Regions from separate parts of the Homo sapiens genome. Here all the other regions are linked to region 3. The links are chromatin contacts, found by Hi-C or POLR2A ChIA-PET in ENCODE. All regions are on one chromosome and are shown on one strand. Each heading gives the region's core, a stretch centred on a gene start or an enhancer-like site at or near the end of the contact. The rest is flanking DNA. Distances are from core to core; before and after follow the strand shown.

The links. Hi-C counts contacts between places; a loop is a spot of excess contacts on that map. ChIA-PET counts read pairs that join two places held with the same protein, here RNA polymerase II (POLR2A). Pooled maps may share reads with other maps.
Region 1: a loop to region 3 is called in a map of head of caudate nucleus, with 8 times the contacts of the local background. The contact joins the enhancer-like site here to the promoter of PRKAR1B-AS2 in region 3. A Hi-C loop is called at or near these places in 2 of 168 maps with a recorded cell type or tissue (endothelial cell of hepatic sinusoid and head of caudate nucleus). POLR2A ChIA-PET finds 5 or more read pairs at or near these places in 4 of 52 experiments (AG04450, HepG2, MCF 10A and 1 more).
Region 2: a map of aorta shows a loop between it and region 3 (2.4-fold over the local background). The contact joins the promoter of PRKAR1B-AS1 here to the promoter of PRKAR1B-AS2 in region 3. A Hi-C loop is called at or near these places in 7 of 168 maps with a recorded cell type or tissue (aorta, ascending aorta, endothelial cell of hepatic sinusoid and 3 more) and 5 of 50 pooled maps. POLR2A ChIA-PET finds 5 or more read pairs at or near these places in 7 of 52 experiments (AG04450, BJ, CD4-positive, alpha-beta T cell and 4 more).

Annotation. Positions count from the first base shown.
Region 1 is chr7:501,896-504,595 of GRCh38, forward strand. The region is part of intron 4 of PDGFA (platelet derived growth factor subunit A); the gene reads right to left. Among named protein-coding and RNA genes, the nearest start is that of PDGFA, 17 kb to the right of the region's middle. RefSeq lists an enhancer at 1,803-2,580. Within about 2 kb of position 1,361, at least 13 of the 41 ENCODE cell types and tissues checked have a DNase peak (open chromatin) inside an H3K27ac peak, as active enhancers do.
Region 2 is chr7:601,395-604,094 of GRCh38, forward strand. PRKAR1B-AS1 (PRKAR1B antisense RNA 1) reads left to right here and starts at 1,451. Exons shown (of 2, transcript NR_110054.1): 1 at 1,451-1,903. All of the region lies in intron 6 of PRKAR1B (protein kinase cAMP-dependent type I regulatory subunit beta), which reads right to left. RefSeq lists silencers at 139-248, 989-1,048 and enhancers at 2,144-2,193, 2,254-2,700.
Region 3 is chr7:560,617-563,316 of GRCh38, forward strand. It overlaps PRKAR1B-AS2 (PRKAR1B antisense RNA 2), which reads left to right and starts at 1,342. Exons shown (of 2, transcript NR_132384.1): 1 at 1,342-1,394. All of the region lies in intron 9 of PRKAR1B (protein kinase cAMP-dependent type I regulatory subunit beta), which reads right to left.

The sequences.
Region 1 (2,700 bases), core at 111-2,610, 59 kb before region 3:
AATGTTTTCAAATGATCACGTTGTTTTTAAATACATTTTAAAAGCCAGGCTGAGCATGGTGGCTCACGCCTGTAATCCCAGCACTTTGGAAGGCCAAGGCGGGAGGATCACTTAACTCCAGGGGTTCAAGACCAGCCTGGGCAACATAGTAAGACCCTGCCTCTAAAAACAATTTAAAAATTAGCAAGCCATGGTGGCACCTGTAGTCCCAGCCTACTTGGGAGGCTGAGGTAGGAGGATCGCTTGAGCCCAGGAGTTTGAGGCTGCAGTGAGCTGGTATCACACCACTGCACTCCAGCCTGGGCAATACACCAAGACCCTGTCTCTATTAATATTAAAAAAAAATTTAAAGCCATGGCCTAGGAATGGGGGGTTCGTGGCTGTATCCTAGCCCAAGGTTGCTGTGGACTTGAGCGTCCAGATGATAATCCCAGCTGCTGGCCTGATGAGGGCCCCACCTCCCCGCCGGCCCCAGGCAGCAGGGCCAGCAGACCCATACCCAGGGTCCCCTCATGGCTCCCCCAGGTCCGAGGCTCTCCTTGGGCTCGGAGAGGCCTGACCTCGGAAACCAGGGCCAGGGATCCTGGGCCATCACCGAGGCTACACAAGATGATCCAGGAGGAGCACAGGCCAGCAGGCCGTGGCTATCAGGCACAGGCAGCTCAAAAGCGAACCAGACCTCAGCTGGGTTCCCCTCTTCGGACTGGACTTTGCCTGTCTGCGAGCCACGCCTGCCCTCAATTCTCCAGGCACAAAACCACAACATGGGGGTCCTGCCTCCACAGCCCCTTCCCCGGGGAGCTGCAGGCAGACAATGGCCCAGTCCAGGCCAGAGAGGGGAGCTTCAGGCATTCAACAAGAGAGGCAAGAAATCACACACACACACACACACACACACACACACACACACACACATAATGCACATATAGGCCCTGTCACGGGAACACAACTCCACCCCACACACACACCTGTATAATGCACACACATACCCTGTCATGGGGAGGCAACTCCACCCCCCACCAGTCATGCATGTGTAATGTACACAGGGGCCCCATCGTGGGAATCTTACTACACACACAGAGTGCAAGCACGCACACGCCTGGCATCAACAGACCCCTAATACACAGCCAGGGACTGCATGAGTAGAGTATTGGCTCTCCCAGCCCAAACCCCAGCACTCATTTCATCCTCCCAACCATGCTACAAGGAGGCAAGACTGGCACCTCCATTTACAGAACAAACTGAGGCGCAGGCAAGCTCTAACTAAGCCTGTCCCTAATTGCTAGGCTGTCCCACCTGCCCCCTGGAGCACACACCAGGGAATAGCCACCACCTTCCTGCCCTCCCAGGCCCTGGGGAGCTGAGCACCCAGCAGGCGCTCCATCTGTGCCCACGGAACCAGCCCTGCCGCATGCAGGGTCTAAATGCAAGAACAGCCACTATGGATCACCCACTTCACCCCTCACGGTTCATGGGGAAACTGAGGCTAGAAAGGAAACGGAGGCCGGGTCACCCCCTGAGCACAGGGGCGTGGGGGAATGCACGCTGCTGGGTGAATGAGGAGACCTCAGCCCAAGGCCAGATGCCCCCAGCCCAGTGGCCCTGCCTCCCAGGCAGTCAGGAGGGTGAAGGAGGGAGGAGGGGAATGTTTCCCAACCTTCTTGGGGGGAAGGGGGGACTCCAGACTCTGGAGACTGGGCATCAGCAGGGCCCCCAGGGAGAAGGTCAGCTCTGCACCCTGGGACCAGGCAGGCTCCGAAGGTAAGCCGGTCCCTAAGGCGCTGGGGACCAGGCTTGTCCGAGGCTGAGTTAATGGTTAACCCACAGTGCAAAGGGTGCCTGCAGGCGTGTGAAGTGGTCTGGGCTGCCTGGGGCGTGAGCAGACAGCCAAGTATGAGCTCAACAGTTGCAGGGCGTGGGGCGCCTGGGGTCAGGAGCCAGCTCAGAAACAGGACCTGGCCTGGGAGGTTTCGCTACGTCACAAAGCGTGAGAGAAAGCGGCCAGGACACTGCCGCTTCCTACATGGGGCTCCGTTCCACTCGGGAGGCCTCAGATCAGCCTCCACACTCCCGCGGCAATCTGCCCCTTTCCCCAGGACAGAATCCTCCAGAGAGAGGCCTCCGCAGGCCGTGCACACACTTCCACCTCCCATCTGTAAAACGGAGACCAATCACACCCACCCAGGAGTTGAGGAATAAATGAGGCTGCACATGCAGAAGGCCCCAGAAACGAGGACAAAGCCAGCCTTCAAGAGTGGGCTGCCACTGGCGTGGATTCTAATCCAGAGCCCCAAAACCAACCCACCCCCTGGTCCCCAAGCTCAGCACAGTACCACCACCCACCCACCACAGGCAGAGAGTGGGTCTAGAGCCACCCTCCTGTTGAGGGCCTGGGGTCGGAGAGGCCCGGCCCGAGGATGAACTGCAGCAAAGCCCCAAGAGGAGCAGCAGGGCCACCTGGGACCTCAGCCACCCCCAGCCCTGCAAGCATGTCCTCAGCCCTCCCTGAGTCAAGAACTGCCCAGGTAGTAAGTAACTAGGGATCCCAGTGCGCAAAACCAGGCCCAGCCCCCTCCTGCCTCAGCAGGGACCGAGTTCCTTCCTCCCCTCCCCTGGAGGCCCTGGACACAGGTCCCAGCAGGAGGAACAGCACCAGCCTCACACCCTGCCATCTCCCAGGCTCGAAGCACCCATACTCTG
Region 2 (2,700 bases), core at 201-2,700, 41 kb after region 3:
CGTTCCCCCGGGTGCTGTAATAACAGTAATTATTATAATACATATGCCCATAACTCACCCGGGCTACCCAACATGCCACTTTTTCATTCCAGATTCCTTACTGAGCATCCTTTGATTCCCTTAAATGTGGCCTTCACCCACACGGGCCCTGCGGATTTACCCTGCATGCGAAGGGCCTCCCACATCACAGGAGGGCCCCTGCAGGCAGCTCCTGCGCCCGGCCCCGCCCGGCCCCGCCGGGCACTCCCTGACGCCCACCCCTGCCCTGGCTGGAAAATCTGAAGTTGATGGAGGTGCTTGGTGTTCGTGCACAGCCGCCTGGGACTCACGGGACAGCCCCATAAGTCACAGCCGGTTCCCGCAGGGGGCCCGGCCATCCCACGTGAGCCTGTAGCCAGGAAGTGGGCATCCACCCACGGGGCTCAGACATCCTGGCTCTGGAGGGCCGGGTCCAGCAGAGGCCTTAAAGCTGCCTTTGTGCCTGACCCGGGGGGGCTGGGGAGGGGTAGGGACGGGCAGGGGGAGGCGCAGGGACGGGCAGGGGGATGGGGAGGGGGAAGGGGAGGGATTTGCCAGGACAATATATTTGGGGAACTCCAGTTACACGAGGGTGACCTCACTCTTTCCTTTCTCAAAATTGCCTCCCAACGTCCCCGGGCCTGGCGAGAAGCCAGGCAGGACGCCACGACGCGTCGTGTCTGAGAGAAAACCGTCTCCCCTCCACTCAGGCTTCAGCCCCGACCCCACGCTAACTGGGCCAGGGCAGGGGCTGGGCTGGGAGGGGACCCAGTGAGCTCAGGGCTGGAGGAAACGGTCCCTGCTTTGAAGTGGCTCCGGCACCGGCCTCTCCCACCACCCTGTCATGTATGAAGGAGTTACAGACGGCGGCGGGGGGAGGGGGGGTCTGTCCTGCTGGAAGGACGGAGGGAAGGGAGATGCCTCACTGAGTCCAGAGGTCGAGGGGTGGGTGGGGATTCTGCGAGGATGAGGAGGAGGAGGAGGAGGTCCCGCCAAGGTCAGCCGGGGCAGCAACACCTCCCGGCCCCTTTGCCGAGGTCCTGGCCCAGGTGGGGCTCCCGGGAGCCTGGAGGCCAACGGCGGAAAGACAGGGACCTGATCCCTCCAGCAGTCCCAGCCGCCGGCCCCTCACACCCTCACCTCTCCCAGGAAGTCCTCAGCATGCTGCCGGCTGGGGCCTGGCGCTGGGGCAGGAGGGTGGCCACCCGCGCTGAAGATGAGGACAAGCCCGGGGCGTGGGTGGTGGGCGTTTCCTCTGTGGGGTGGACGAGGCTCTTGCGGTGCGTGTGTTGGGGACATGAGACGGGGCGGGGCAGCTGCCAGGCGGCCAATGGCTTCCACACCAGGGGCCAAGAGCAGAACCCCAGGAGGGTTATCTCAGTCTTCCCGGCAGCAGTGAGCTCTGTTCGTTTTTCTGAGTAATATGGAAATGGCACGGCTCAGCCACACAAGGGCCTGGGCAAAGGTCACGGCCAGCAAAGAACACAGCCTGGGTCCTCTGAGTCCCGAGTCCACGCGATCCTGACCCGTCCACCACCCTCCTCGAGACACGACAAGTTAGGCGGGAACATAACCTGGGAGCCCCATGTCGGTTTCAGGCTCCACAAGGGATCTCTGGGTAAAGGGTTTGTCTCTTCCACATCTGTTCATTTAGGAGAAGCAAAGAACATGGAAAGCAGAATTCCTGGGGGTGGCCTCAACCCCAAGCCCTGCCGATGCAAACCGGCACCTTGAAGATGCCTTTGGAATTTAACTGGAAGATTTGAATGACATGGGCAGACACAGAAGAGGGAGAAGCATTCCACAGGGGAGGAAAGGCCTCAGTGGGGACCTATGGAGCTCCCAGGCCCACCGCAGGGAGGCAGGTCCTCGGTCATCTGCGGAGGTCAGTATCTATCAAAGCCCAGCCGCAGATAGATGAGCTGGGCCTGGCGGGGTCTTGTAGGATGTGTAGGAGTTTGTGAGGCAGAGCAGGAATGAAAGCAGAGGGGACAGGAGGGGCAGAACCAGAGTCAGGACATTCATTGGCTAATTTCCTGTTCTTGGTCCCTCTCCCCCATTAAGCCACAACCTCCCCCACACCAGAGCAGGCACCAGGTCCTCCTCGTCACAAGTGCCAGGCATAAAGCAGGCACTCAATAAACATCCAGGAAGGAGACGGCAGGGGAGGAGGCGACATGATGACTCCAGGACCCAGAGTGGAGGTGATGGGGGAGGAGGTGACACCAGGACCCAGAGTGGAGAGGGCAGGGGAGGAGGTGACACGGTGACACCAGGACCCAGAGTGGAGGGGATGGGGGAGGAGGTGACACCAGGATCCAGAGTGGAGAGGGTGGGGGAGGAGGTGACACCAGGACCCAGAGTGGAGGGGATGGGGGAGGAGGTGACACCAGGACCCAGAGTGGAGAGGGCGGGGGAGGAGGTGACATGGTGACACCAGGACCCAGAATGGACAGGGCGGGGGAGGAGGTGACACGGTGACACCAGGACCCAGAGTGTGAACTAGAAGAGGGGCTATAAGTAGTAGCATGAGATTTGGGGCTGGGATAAAGCGGTGGGTCCAGTCAGGAAGCTGCCCATCCCATACCTCCCGCAGAGGTGGCTCTGCCTTCAGCACTGCTGACCACTGGGCAGGCCTGGGCTGCCAGGGTCTCTCTGGGATCAGCCCTGCCCCATCTGCTG
Region 3 (2,700 bases), core at 92-2,591:
AGTCGAAGAGTCTGGGTCCAGCCTCAGCTCTGCAATGCACCAGCCAGTCTCAGGCAAGGCCCATAGCTGCTCCAGCCTCAGCTGCCTCATCTGTTATATGGGACAACGCCAACCAATGCTACAGAGCGGCGGTGAGGCCAGATTACCCCAGCTCCAGGAGTTCCAGCACGTCAAACGGGACAGTCATCATGAGGGCGGCGGCCATGAGTGAACGTAAGAGTGGACAGACACCAAATGCCTTCTCAGGGCCACGGGGGCCACGACACGTTCCTCCCTCCAGTGAGACTCCTCAGAGCCTGGAAAATTCAGGCTCACTCCAGTGCCTTTACGTTTCCTGTGCACACATTTCCTGCCTGTGTGCTTCTGGACTTAGGCAGAAGCAGAATCCTATACATACACACACACGTGTGAACACACACACATACACACAGATGCATATTTGTGCACGCAAACACCTGCGCACACACACACTGGTACGTGCATACATGCACACACACCCCACACACAGGCACACAAACACACACACACACACACCTGTGCACACACACACGGGTACGTGCATACACACATGCACACACACCCCACACACATGCACACACAGGCACACAAACCTGTGCGCACACACCTAGGCACAAACACACAGGCACACACGCCTGTGCACACACACACACACACATCCACAGAGGATGCAAGCAGCCCCTGCCTCTAAAGCACTCCCAGGTGCTCTGTGATTTCTCCTGAATAAATAAGCCCCATGGATGCATTTTTATGTTTTTTTAAGCAACCGTTGCAATAACTGTTTTTTCCACATGGAAGGCAATTTCACCTGAAGCTCCCTTCCACCCAAATCCCTTCCTGCTCCCTCAGGCGGTGACTCCTCGGAGCGCTCCTGAGCTGCGTGCAGGCTCCGGGTGTCTTGGAGGTGACCGAGCTGTCCCTCTGCCGTTTGTTTCGGGAGGCTGAGCCACTTCCCCGCAATCATCCCCTGCCCGCTCCTCAGGCCCGGCTGGCCGAGACGGAACTGATGTACGTCACACACCCTGGGCTGCAAACTGTCCTCGGGACGACAGCGAAAACACACTTCAGCGGGCGAGCCGCCCAAGGTCAGCTCCTGTGCCAGCGTTTAATGGATCATCCATGAGGTCTGGGGCCCGGCAAAGGCACGGCCCAGCAGCTTCCGTGGGAAACAAGCCGTTCCCGCGGACGTCGGCGCCAGGGCTTGGGGTGGGAACAGGTGCGGGGCTGCGTCCGCCCCCGCCTGCATGCCAGAGTGAGGCAGGCCTGGCCCCGTGTGAGACGAGCCTTTCCTTCTGCAAACCCAGTTATCCCCTCGGTTGTCTCTGCAGCCAGGCACTGTCCGTCCCGGGACCTACGCAGCTGCCATGGAAGCTCCGGTGGGTGCTCCCGGCGCGGCCGGGGGGTGGGGGTGACGAGATGCCTGTGGCTGCGCCAGCAACCACGGTTAGGTGAGAAGCGTGGAAGGAAAGGGGCATGTGGCTGCCCGGGCCTTGCCCTCAATGCCCTTCTGTGGCCCAGTTACTCCCGGCCATCTGTGTGGGAGTCTCTGCAGGTTCCGGGGAACCAGGGCGAGCACAGGCCCCAGGCTACAGAGGCTCCTGCTGCCTGCCAGGCGGGGAGGTGGGGGCAGCCATTCCTGCTCCAGCCCCAGGCACCTCTCAGGGTGGGTGGGTGGGAGTGCTCACTGCCTGTGGTTTGTGTGGCTTCAACCCCAAGCGTCCCAGTGAGGGCCCTGTCGCCTCCAGCTCCACAGGCCCAGCCCAACTCCTCGTCTGCCCCCATTAGGCATCTCTGTCCACAGGACTCCTCCCAGACGACGGCAGACACCTCCCTCGGCCTCACCTCCCAACCAGGGGTCACCAGCACTGAGGATTCTGCCCCCTGCAGAGCCTGGAACGCGTCCCTTCCAGCCCTCTCCACCAGGCCTGCACTCATCACCTGCAGGTGGGCCAAGCCCCGGCCTCCAGGGCCTCTCACACCCTTTCCTCCATTACTGCCCCTCCATCTGCCTGGTCACACCAGGTTCCAGAAAGAGCTCTTAAAGGGTCTCTGTCACACACAGATCACAACCAATCTGCCCATCATAGCTTTGCGGCCAGCAGCATTTCATCTTCCCTCCAGCTGTTCTCTTCCTCCCTGGATCTTCTTTGCAAGGCCATGGGGTCCATGCCCCCCAACCATGACTCCCTCCACCATGCTGACCCCCGGCCAGGATGTCCTGACCCCAGCTGAGATGCCCAGACACCAGCAGAGATGCCCTGACCCTCGCCCGCCATTTCAGCTGTTGCTTTCTCAGCCAAGTCTCAATCTTTGGATGAACAGACATTGAGTCCTTCCAGGTACTGACCAGGGTGCTGGACACCAGAAACCTAACGGGCGCTGATGAAATCTCCACTGTGACTTCACAGCAACCCCAACCCTTCCACACACCAGCACCTCTCATCCCAGGAGAGCCTGGGCCCGGAACTGACACGGCTTCTGCTTCCTGGGATCAAACATGCCCCCAGCCCTCCAGGCAGCCACCAGGGCAGGTGCAGGTGGGCAGGCACCTAGACCCAACCCGGAGCTGATGCCCCGTGCCCTCGGCCCCCACCCTGAGGGTCCTCTGAGAGCACCTGCCAGGTCAGGCTGCAAGTCCGCCCCAGGACCCCCTCCACGGGATACCCCAGTTTTCTTTTCCAA